Linked DNA regions of Mus musculus: region 1 is linked to region 2. A link is a loop called in an ENCODE intact Hi-C map of the cell type or tissue named here. Cell type or tissue: left cerebral cortex. All regions are shown on one strand. Links, peaks and the distances in the headings refer to the core of each region. The heading gives the core; the rest is flanking DNA. Region 1 holds the start of Mon2 (MON2 homolog, regulator of endosome to Golgi trafficking). Region 2 holds the start of Xpot (exportin, tRNA (nuclear export receptor for tRNAs)).

Evidence for each region. A loop is a pair of places that touch in the nucleus more often than their neighbours do. Peaks named below come from ENCODE experiments on the same cell type or tissue, not always from the same donor. Only the 100,000 strongest peaks of a DNase experiment are listed, where the experiment ranks them.
Region 1: a loop joins it to region 2, with 4 times the contacts of the local background. A loop is called at or near these places in 1 of 42 quality-filtered maps.

The regions. Positions count from the first base shown.
Region 1 is chr10:123,074,228-123,076,727 of GRCm38, forward strand. Mon2 (MON2 homolog, regulator of endosome to Golgi trafficking) reads right to left here and starts at 2,278. Exons shown (of 36, transcript NM_001163024.1): 1 at 1,625-2,278. The coding sequence starts at 1,735. In left cerebral cortex, for the core only: no CTCF peak of the experiment used is centred there; DNase peaks (open chromatin) are centred at 1,410, 1,610 and 2,254; H3K4me3 peaks cover 1,777 bases; H3K27ac peaks cover 1,259 bases.
Region 2 is chr10:121,625,176-121,634,148 of GRCm38, forward strand. Xpot (exportin, tRNA (nuclear export receptor for tRNAs)) reads right to left here and starts at 1,157. Exons shown (of 25, transcript NM_001081056.2): 1 at 930-1,157. In left cerebral cortex, for the core only: a CTCF peak has its summit at 1,033; a DNase peak (open chromatin) is centred at 1,290; H3K4me3 peaks cover 1,857 bases; H3K27ac peaks cover 955 bases.

The sequences.
Region 1 (2,500 bases), core at 1-2,500, 1.4 Mb after region 2:
TGACAGTAGGATTTGATGTTTTCTTTTTTCTTTTTTTTTTTCCTTTTTTTTTTTCTTTTTTTTTTTTTTCTTTTTTTTTTTTTTTTTGTTTGTTTTTCGAGACAGGGTTTCTCTGTGTAGCCCTGGCTGTCCTGGAACTCACTTTGTAGACCAGACTGGCGTTGAACTCAGAAATCCACCTGCCTCTGCCTCCCAAGTGCTGGGACTAAAGGTAACTGGAACAAACAGGTAAAAGCAAGGCACTCATGGAAAATTTCAAGATTCCTGACAAGTCTGCATTCTAAACTTTACTAGTCAAGTTCTAATTATAAAACTTCTTACAGTATTCATAAAGATAGTTGTAAGTAGAAAAATATGAACTCACTCTGTAACATTTAATAGCAAGTAGTATGATAAAATTTCAGGTATACTAAGTAAGCTATATTAACTAGGAAATAAAATTAACTATTTTTACATATCTTTGAACTACACTATTTTTAAAGTTTTTTTTTAGATGTATTCATTTTTGTTATATTTGTATGGGTGTTTTGCTTGTAGGTATGCCTGCACACCACATGTGTGCCTGGTGTCTTTGGAGACCAGAAGAAAGAGGTCAGATCCCTTGAAACTGGAATTACACAAGATTGTGAGCCACCATGTAGGTGCTGGGAATTGAACAAGGGACTTCTGGAAGAGCAGCAAGTGCTCTTAACTGCCGAGCCTGACCCCTGAACTACAATAGTTTAAAAATGTGAAAGGGCAGTTTTTAAAATATTTCAACAAAAATGGAATCTTAAAAGAAAAAAGTCAGGCATTAGTGACTAAACTCAATTTTTCAATTCAATATCTGGAAAATTTTATTAGCATACATTGAGCTCCCTGATACTCGTCCTGTGAGCCCCAGTCATCATCACCATCACCACCATCGGTTTTGGAAACAAGGTCTCTTTATGTACCCTGGTTGTCCTGGTGTCCACTCTCTAACTCACAGAGATCCACTCGCATCTGAGTATTGGAGCTAAAAGTTTGGCTACCACACCCGGTCTCCTATACTGGTACCACAATTTTCAGCTATTCTACAGCTGAAAAACAACAACAACAACAACAACAACAACAACAAATTATGCACCCAAGAGGCTATATATACTCAGATATATTTGTTTTGCAAAGCATCCTACTAGAATACTGCTTGTGCAGGGCTTAACATGGTTATCGTAGGCCTTGACCATTTGCTGTAATTTGGGGCTCTAGTTTATCACGACGATTAGATTTTTAGGTGGGCTGAATAACACAGACAAGAAGGAAATGTTCCCACACACTATGCCCACCTAAGTATGGAGAACGGATTCCGCTACAGCGGTGGATACTCATTCTTAGGAGCAATATACCTGACTCGAGTGTCACCAAACCGGCTCACTCATGGAACTTCGCTCCGAAATAAACATAACAAGAGAATGGAAGAAATCAAATCTCCTTGGAACTCTCAAAAGAATTCTACGAACAGCCTTTGCTGGGCAATCACCAAACTTAACTGGCGGAATGAAAATTAGTATAGGTGTTGGGGAATCGAGGAAAGCGGTCTACGAGGACCAGGGAGCGCTCGTGACGTTCCCCCCCCCCGCCCCTGACGTCGCCTGGGACCTACCTCCTTGACAGGTGGGAACTTCTTCTTGCATTCTAGTGACAAGGCCCGCAGGTCGCTCTGCATATTCTCCAGCAGCTTCTTCACAGCCTCGGGGCTGTTGGTGCAGGACATGGTCCCTCCAGGTCACCGCCGATCTGGGACCAGCACTACCAAGCAGGCACTGTCAGCAGCTTGCGCGGCCCGCAGCCAGCCGGCGGCTCCTCAGTCTTCCTTAGCCGGGGCCCAGGGCTCGGCGGGCGGGCGGGCGGGCGGGCGCACGGCCGGAGCCGGGCTGCGTCTCCCGAGGCGTGCCCGAGTTCCCCCCGGGCCGCCCCGCACCGCCGCCGGCCGCTCGCCGAAACCTGCCCGCAGCGGTGCAGCCCCACCAGGCTCCACCGGCGCCGGCTCAGGAGCCCACCAGACGGGCAGGTCCCTCCCGCTGCCGCGGGGCCTGGCCACGGCGGGCGTCACCGGCCGAGCTGGCCACAAGCTTCAGCGATGCCCGCCCCGGGTGCCCAGACCCGCCGACGCCATTAGCCCAGTCGCCCACAATTCCGAGCGCGGCCCGGACACGTCAGCCGCACTTCCGGACTCCGGGCCCCGCCCCCGCCCGGGCCAATCCGGAGGCGAGTCTCTGGAGGGGCGGGGCCGAGCGAGAAGCCCAGAACGAGCTCCAGCTGGGCAGTGCGGACCCCGCCCCCGCCGTCGACGCAGGTGGCCGGCACAGCTGCGCAGGCGCGTCCTGTTTTTTTTGGCTGGCTGGTAACCTGGGGATGATCGGAGGTGTCTCCCTACGTCTGTTTGTGATCCATTCTCTTCTGCTATAAATATTTGCTTTTTTTAAAAAATGAATTTGTCTTGTCCGTCACTTCTGCCTCCTTGATCCCCACCCCCCTG
Region 2 (8,973 bases), core at 1-2,500:
ACATGCTCAACACCAACAAAAAAAATCCTCAGCAAACTTGTTCCATAGTGAGGAATCCCTCACAAACCTTCGCCCTCTACACAATCGGAAAAAAACATCAAACCAAAATAAAATGAGATGGTAAACCACCTATCTGTGAATAAAACACAGGGTTAAAAGGTAACGATTGCCTAATAAAGACCGGCAAAGGAAGCTTAGCTTTCTGACCTACCGATGCAGAGCCTTGCAGGCTTAAACATTGTTACAATATGGTAAACATCTTATACTACCTGCAAAGGTGGATGTGGGGGTGGGGGGAGCGAAAAAAAAACATGTAAAATTGGAAGCCTTAATTTTTCCCTCAGCCATTAAGTCAAGAATAATCAAACAATGTGGAAAATTCCTCCACACCTACTTAAGCCTGTTTGAGACCGACTGAATCTTTCCAGCCTTTTAACATCAAGTTGACAAGTCGCTTTAATACAACGTAACTTCCCCCAGTAACAACTAATTAAGGCTTCCAAAAAGTACTCGTTTTTCAGGTTACAGGGAACATCAAGCTTTTCCGTGGCTGCAAGACTGTAAAGAAGCAAAAAGGGGAAAAGGCTGTCCCTGCTGGCAAATTACTACGCAGAAATAACACTTTCTCTCCTATTTGTCCCGGGGTGGGAAGCGGATCAACTTTGAGGTCCCTACAGCTCAAACTGGTGGGACGCACTCTAAAACTATCACAAATGGGGTTGGGGGGCAGCCTCCTAGGCCGGCCTCGCCCCCTATCCTTCGCCCGGATCCCTCCCAGAGCGAAGCCTCGTGGCCACTCGGGTGATGAAACACCCGGCAACCGGCAGCCACGCACTAGGGACGCGGCCGCCACCGATCGTCCCCAACCCCAAGTCCGGCTCGCCCGGCCACGTAGGGTCCCCGGCCCGCCGCCCTACGCCTCCAGTCACCATCACTCCAATATCTCTTCCTCGCCTGCACTCCCGAGGGTCGGCCAGCCGCAAGGAGCGGGCCGTACGCAGGGAGCACGGAGAGCGGCCCACGTCCTTGTCGCTGTAGTCCTCCAATACAGCCGCAGCGCTAGCGCCGGAGCCGGCCCGGGCCGCGCTCCTCTCGGCGCTCGGCGTTCCCCGGGCGCCTTCTCTTGCGTGGCGCGGAGCGGGGAGGGCAGGTTGGCAAGCCGGCGGGCGGAGTCGGCGGCCCTGGAAGGAAAACTGCGCAGGGTCCCGCTAACGCCGCCGCTGAGTCAGCGCGAGGCACGCCCCCCGCGTCGTACCGCGCGGACCCGCGCTAGCAGCAGCCTCATGGAAGTAGAGTGCAGACGGCCGCCAGCAGGCTGGGCCCGGGGGACTACAACTCCCAGCGTGCAAAGCGCATGGGACGCTTCCGAGAGGAGGACCGCGCACGTGCTCCCTGGAGCTCGCAGGGGGCGTGGCCGGCGGGCCTGTGGTGCATGCTGGGAGAGTGCACACCGCCCTCCTAGCTACAGGTTACTGAGGTCCTCTAAGCTTTTAGAAGACCGGCCACGTTGCGCTCTGCTTTGAGCGTCGGCGTGAATTAGTAACTCTCCACTCCCTCCAGAAGGGTCTGGTCAGGTGGCAGTGCGGAGATCCTGAGATCGGAAAAGTGGACGTGGTTGAAACCACGTGTTGAGTCAGTTGCTGAATTCCTTTCCAGCGGTTCCACGTGTCAAGAGTCCAGACGCTTAAGGACTCTTTAAAAAAAAAAAAAATCCGCTGTATTTTTATTTACTTGTTTTGCTTTTGAGGCAAGATCACACTCCATAACCCAGGCTGGTTTTCACTCATTTTTCCCAAGCTGGCCTAAACTTTACAAATTCTGGAATTACTGGCATGAACCACCACGCCCAGTTTAAATATTACTAAATTTGCCTACAAAAAAAGATAGAAAGAAAAAAAGAAAACCGAAAGCAGTCCCCGGTGATGGTGGCGATTACCATTCATCCCAACACTGAGGAGGCAGAGGTAGCCACATCTACAGAGCGAGTGCCAGGACTACAGAGAGAAACACAGTCTCAAAAAAAGAAAAAAAGAAAAGAGAGAGGGAAAACATACGTACAAGTCCCGTGCTTCCGTTCGCTTTGTTTCTTTGATCCCGTGCTATTATTACTGTGTGGGCGCAGTATAAGCTCCAGCAACCTTACCTAAATCCTAAGGCTGCACCTCCATTATTGTTGGCATCATGAGTGTTAAAGTCCATCTCAGTTTACTCATTTTATGTAGAGTGGGACAGTACCAGCCTCAGAGGGTAAGGTTTGGTTAATTTTATTTAGAGGCAGAGAGAGGCTCACTATGTAGCTCTGGTTAGCCTGAAACTTGCTGGCCTTCACTGTTCTCTTGCTTCAGATTCCAGAGTGCTGGAGTTCCAGGTTGTCACCAGGTCTGACTATTTCATGAATTAAGTTTGATACACGTGTTAGACTTATCATAAGTGACACTATCTCTGGGGATACATGGACAAACATCTGTTCACTGCAGATAGATACCCAGATTCGGTACTGATGACAGACTAAAGTGAGGATACCACGAAAGTCAAGCTTGGTGAACCAATGGCTTTTACTGGGGTGACTTTCTTACAGGAGCAGAAATGATATAAAGACAGCAGCCTCCCCGAAGACAGCAGGTAGGACAGGTTCCAGCAATTCAGCTTGTCCAAGAGTGTATAGCATGAGGGAGGGGATGGTATTGTTAATCTGGTTAGTTTGGGGGGGATCTTTGAATTGTTTACTTCCCGAGTTTAAAGAGTTTATCATGAAAACAATGCAGTGCACCCAACGTGTAGATTTCCTTTCGTTTCTTAGAAACAGTATTCTACAGTAAACTCTGGCTGTTCCAGAACTCACTATATAGACCAGGCTAGCCTTGAACTTACCAAGATCCCCCTACCTCTGTCTCCCTCACAAGTACTGAGACTAATGGTGTGTGCCAATACACCTAATATCTTATTCAGTACATGCTCAGTGTACATGTTCAATGTAGTCAAAGCCTTGCCTCTAGCTCCCACTAAGAATAAGCCAGACCTGTTCTACAAGCCTGTGATCCAAGCTGCTTCAGAAGCTGAGGCAGGAGGATCTCAACTTCAAGGCCAGCCAGGGCACAATAGCTATATCCTCTCTTTAAAAGTGAATGACGAGGTCTAGGGATATAGCTCAGTGATAGTGTGCTTACCTCGCACCCACCACCCTAGCTTCAATGCCCAGACCACAAAGAGCTAACAAAACTTGCCAGCAGATCGGACAGAGTGAGGAGGGAATGGAAGTAGAATAAAAACTGATGTTACCTCTTAGCAGCTACCCTTACTCACTTATGTTACTAAAACTCCTTCCCAGGGCAATCTTCAAGTCTACCCCTCTTCCCAAGGTCCTAAGAACAAGCTCACCTAGACTCCTTCAAAGTTCAGTGTGGGGACCCCAGGAGTTTATTGGACTTACTTGAGCATGCGTAAGGGGTTACTTACTGAGTGTGGGCGCTCCTCTCCCTTAAAAAGGCTGCTCTGCAAAGTCCTTACTCATCAGGGATGATGGCTGTTTTATAACAAAATCGATTTTACCAACAAAGACTCGGGAGCCTGCTAGCTCAGAGAGGCAGAGAAAGCACCCAGCTAACCCTCCTCCTCAGCTGATATCCCACCAGGAATCCCCTCCCTCATGCTGTCTCAAAAAAAAAAAAAAAAAAAAAAAACCTCCTTCAAACTGAATGCCCCTCCCTTCTACTTCCTGTGTGTCTCTCTACCCATCCTCCTGACTCCCTCTTACTCTCTATGGTTTTTTTCTGAATAATCCTATGTTCACTTCCTGTTGACTGGCTGCTTGCTCTGCTTCTTGACCAACGATTGACTTTATTTAATCCTGTTTACGATATTCAAGAAGAAAGCTCCTGGGTTAAAGGTGTGGGCTAAGGCCTGGCCACACCACAACTAAAACATGTGTTTCCAGTAAATAACACAATCTTGGGGTTCACAATGTCATTAAATATCCTGTAACTGGCTTCTCTCAGCCACATAGATGAAACACCCCTTGCTCCTCAGCCTTGCCCCACCTACATACATTAGCCCCTCCCCTAGGCCAGCTTGGACAAGGTATGTATAATAGGTGGCAAGGGTTGGCTGCAAACTCCAAGGAGAATCTCCTGGCTTTACCCTGTGTGATCCTTAGCAAGCCAAGTGGGCACAGTTGAACTCCCCAAGATGGCCGTTATTTGCCCAAGAGGACAGTCCTGTACAACATCTGACCATGTTAAAGATGAAGCATTTCCTGCATAGCCTTTAACCTTGTGTAACACATTTAGTTGTTAGAAATGTCAGGCTGCAAGACTGGAGAGTTACTCTTCCAAAGGACCTGAGTCTGATTCCTGTTAAGGCCTGGGTAACTGTTGCCTTGTATAGCCAATCATTTTAAGCTGTTACTAATGTTACAAGGAAACTTTCTCATGTGCTGTTACTCCGTTACTTCTTTGTGCCTGAGTTAGCTGTTAACCCAAATTCTCTTATGTTCTATGCGTTGGCATTCTTGGAAAGCAATCACAATAGAGGACAGTTAGAACGGCGTTGTATAGATAGCCACAATAGGCCTGGACCCAACACCTCCCTGGGAATTGACATCCTACTTGGCAGAAAGAAACATGAAATCCTGATTGGCAAGTTGGCACATGATGCTAGGCAAGTCAAGTCGCACCCCACCACTGTCGAATGACCCAACCAATGAGGACAGGATAAGTGTACAACAAAGACGTGTTCTCAAGGAAATCTCCTGTCCCTAAATCCTGATTGGTGGAGTAACTGGGCACAGACATTTGTGAATTTCAGGCTTCAAAGCTCTGTAGGTCACAGTTTAGCTTCTGGATCTAGATTGCACCCCCGATTGATCAGTTTTGGGGTGTGTATTCAATAAACCAGCTCAGTTTGACTGAGATGGGTGTCTCAGTGGTTTGTGTGGTGACTTCCAGACCTCACCAATTCCCAGCATCCATATTAGGTGGCTTGCAACCACTTGTGACTTCAGCTCCAAAGGATGAAAACCTCTAACCTCTGAATGCATCCACACACATGACACACACTTGTACTTTCCTGCTTACACACACACACAGAGGCACGCACACACATGAGTCTAACACAGGCTGGCCCCTTTCTCCAGTTCGAATGAGTTTTTGCATGAATTTTCATTTCAGCTGTGAGACTGGTTTAAGAGGCTCTGCAATGTATATGTTCAGCATATTTCACTTCCTCTTCCTTAAGATTTATTACGGCAACATTTATGTGTCTTTTTCATTTGTGAGGATTTCATTAGGTGTTCTACAGCTCGCACCCACAGCTTGTCTACAGTTCATTTATTTAATAACATTGGCCCTTTTCTACAGTTCAAATGGGATTTAAGAATTCTCTTCCAGGAGCTGGCAGGGGTGGTACATGCCTTTAATCCCATCACTTGGGAAGCAGAGGCAGGTGGATTTCTGAGTTCAAGGCCAGCCTGGTCTACAGAGTGAGTTCCAGAACAGTCAGGGCTATACAGAGAAACCCTGTCTTAAAACAAACAAACAAACAAAAATTCTCTTCCAGTTTTGTAAACTCATTCTTTCAGAGCAAATAAGGAAGTTGTATTAGTCAGGGTTCTCTAGAGTCACAGAACTTATGGGTGGTCTCTATATAGTAAGGGGATTTGTTGATGCCTTACAGTCTGTAGTCCAACTCCCAACAATGGTCAGCAGCAGCTGTGAATGGAAGTCCAATGATCTAGCAGTTGCTCAGTCCCACAAGGCAAGCAAGTAAAGAAGAGAGAGTGAACCTTCCTTCTTCCAATGTCCTCATGTAGGTCTCCAGCAGAAGGTGTGGCCCAGAATAAAGGTGTGTGCCACCATGCCTCGATCTGGGACTTACTTTGTCCCAGATGACCTTGAACTCAGAGATCTCCCTGTCTTAATCTTTTGGAATTCATAGCCACTATGCTTCAAGATCTCCATGCCAAGACCCAGGTCAGAAACTTGTATCTCCCAGTCTCCAGATTAGGGTCACTGGTGAGCCTTCCAATTCTGGATTGTAGTTCATTCCAGATATAGTCAAGTTGACAACCAGGAATAGCCACTACAGACGTGTTGTTTGGTCTCGAACTAGAGAAGACCCGAGAGGGATATTAACATCTTATATACTGGCTGCCCTGCACATGAAGGGATACACACTTTCTCATCTCAGATGGTAAGGTAAGATTACAAAATGGCAATCAACACTTGTCCTTTTAGCAGAAGGCATATAGTGGTGAGGTCACATCTTGTCAACAGGTTTGAGTGTGTGTTACACAGTAGACATAGTTCTAAGCATTTATACATTAGTCCTCATATCCACTGTGTGGAAATAGATACTGTTATTAACCTCAGTTTTATTTTTTTAATTTATTTTGTTTTTATTTGTATGTCTGTATTGTATGCCATGTATACGCAGGTGCTCAAGGAGGCCAAAAGAAAGTGTGGGATCTCTTGGCGCTGGAGTCTCGGGCAATTGGGAGCCACCTGACAAGATTCCTCCGGAAGAGCAGTAGATACACAAGGGTATCTCTCTAGCCCTATACCGTTTTATAGCTGAAGAGTCTGGAGTTCATAGATGTCAAGTAGCAGGTGCATGCTTCATATATATATATATATATATATATGTATATGTATATGTATATGTATATGTATATGTATATGTATATGTATATATGCATATATGACGAGTACACTGCAGCTGTCTTCAGACACACTAGAAGAGGGCATCAGGCCCCGGCATAGTCTCACAAGAGACAGCTATATCAGGGTCCTTTCAGCAAAATCTTGCTAGTGTATGCAAAGGTGTCAGTATTTGGAGGCTGATTATGGGATGGATCCCTGGATATGGCAGTCTCTAGATGGTCCATCCTTTTGTCTCAGCTCCAAACTTTGTCTCTGTAACTCCTTCCATGGGTATTTTGTTCCCAATTCTAAGAAGGGGCAAAGTGTCCACACTTTGGTCTTCATTCTTCTTGAGTTTCATGTGTTTTGCAAATTGTATCTTATATCTTGGGTATTCTAAGTTTCTGGGCTAATATCCACTTATCAGTGAGAACATATCATTTGAGTTCTTTTGTGATTGGGTTACCTCCCTCAGGATGATGCCCTCCAGGCCCAACCATTTGCCTAGGAATTTCATAAATTCATTCTTTTTAATAGCTGAGTAGTACTTCATTGTGTAAATGTACCACATTTTTTGTATCCATTCCTCTGTTGAGGGGCATCTGGGTTCTTTCCAGCTTCTGGCTATTATAAATAAGGCTGCTAGCAAATACAGAAGTGGATGCTCACAGTCAGCTATTGGATGGATCACAGGGCCCCCAATGGAGGAGCTAGAGAAAGTACCCAAGGAGCTAAAGGGAATTGCAACCCTATAGGTGGAATAACAATATGAACTAACCAGTACCCTGGAGCTCTTTTCTCTAGCTGCATATGTATCAAAAGATGGCCTAGTCAGCCATCACTGGAAAGAGAGGCCCATTGGACTTGCAAACTTTATATGCCCCAGTACAGGGGAACGCCAGGGCCAAAAAGTGGGAGTGGGGGGGTAGGGGAGTGTGGGGGGAGGGTATGGAGGACTTTTGGGATAGCATTGGAAATGTAAATGAGGAAAATACCTAATGAAAAATATTAAAAAAGAAAAAAAAAAGAAGAGGGCGTCAGATCCCATTACAGATGGTTGTGAGCCACCATGTGGTTGCTGGGATTTGAACTCAGGACCTTTGGAAGAGCAGTGGGTGCTCTTAACTGCTGAGCCATCTCTCCAGCCCAGTAGCTAGTTCTTAAGGACTGAAAGTAGTATTCAGATTCTGTTTTTGTATAATACCTTTTCAATAAACATTTGCAAAAATATATCGAACTGAACTAAAAATAACATAGTCTGATGCTTCTATCCACTGAATTCTGTGTGACATTCTCCGCCAGTGTGCTTCCTAGCAACACTCGTTAAGCTTTAATGCTGTGGTGAGAAGATCATTCACTGTAGGCTCCTTGGCTGGAAAAGAAGCTGAGAGAAGGGCTGGAGAGATGGCTCAGCTGCTACGAGGACTGACTGCTCTTCCGAAAGTCCTGAGTTCAAACCCCAGCAGCCACATGGTGGCTCACAACCATCCATAATGAGATCTGATCCCCTCTTCTGGTGTGTCTGAAGTTAGCGACCACAGGTCTTGAGTTCAATTCCCAGCAACCACATGATGGCTCACAACCATCTGTATAAGCTACAGTGTACTCATATACATAAAATAAATAAATAAATCTTTAAAAAGAAAAGAAGTTGGGAGGATGTGGTGAGTGGGTAGAATTCTATTTTTTTTTTTTTCTTTTGGTTTTCTGAGACAGGATTTCTCTGTGTAGCCCTGGCTGTCCTGGAACTCACTTTGTAGACCAGGCTGGCCTCGAACTCAGAAATCCGCCTGCCTCTGCCTCCCGAGTGCTGGGATTAAAGGCTTGCGCCACCATGCCCGACTTTAGAATTTTTGTCTAGCATGCACCAAACCTTAGTTAGGTTTGATCCCACCATGACATAAAGCTGTAACTAAACTATGATATAAAGCTATAACTAATAACTAAGGTATGCATTGTGCCATGTTTCTTTTTTTTTAAAGAATTATTTATTATTATATTTAAGTACACTGTGGCTGTCTTCAGACACACCAGAAGAGGGTGTCAGATCTCATTACAAATGGTTGTGAGCCACCATGTGGTTGCTGGGATTTGAACTCAAGACCTTAGGAAGAGCAGTCAGTGATTTTAACTGCTGAGCCATCTCTCCAGCCCTGTGCCGTGTTTCCTGCAGCCCCAGCACTGTGGGAGTGGGTGTTTAAAAAGATTAGGAGTTCCAGACCCTTGGGAAAGAAAGGGTTGGAAATTAGAGCAGGCATGCAGTCTTACACTTTTCATTACACTTTTTTTTTTTAAGTTTTAAACATTTATTTAATTTTATGTGCAAGAATAGGTATAT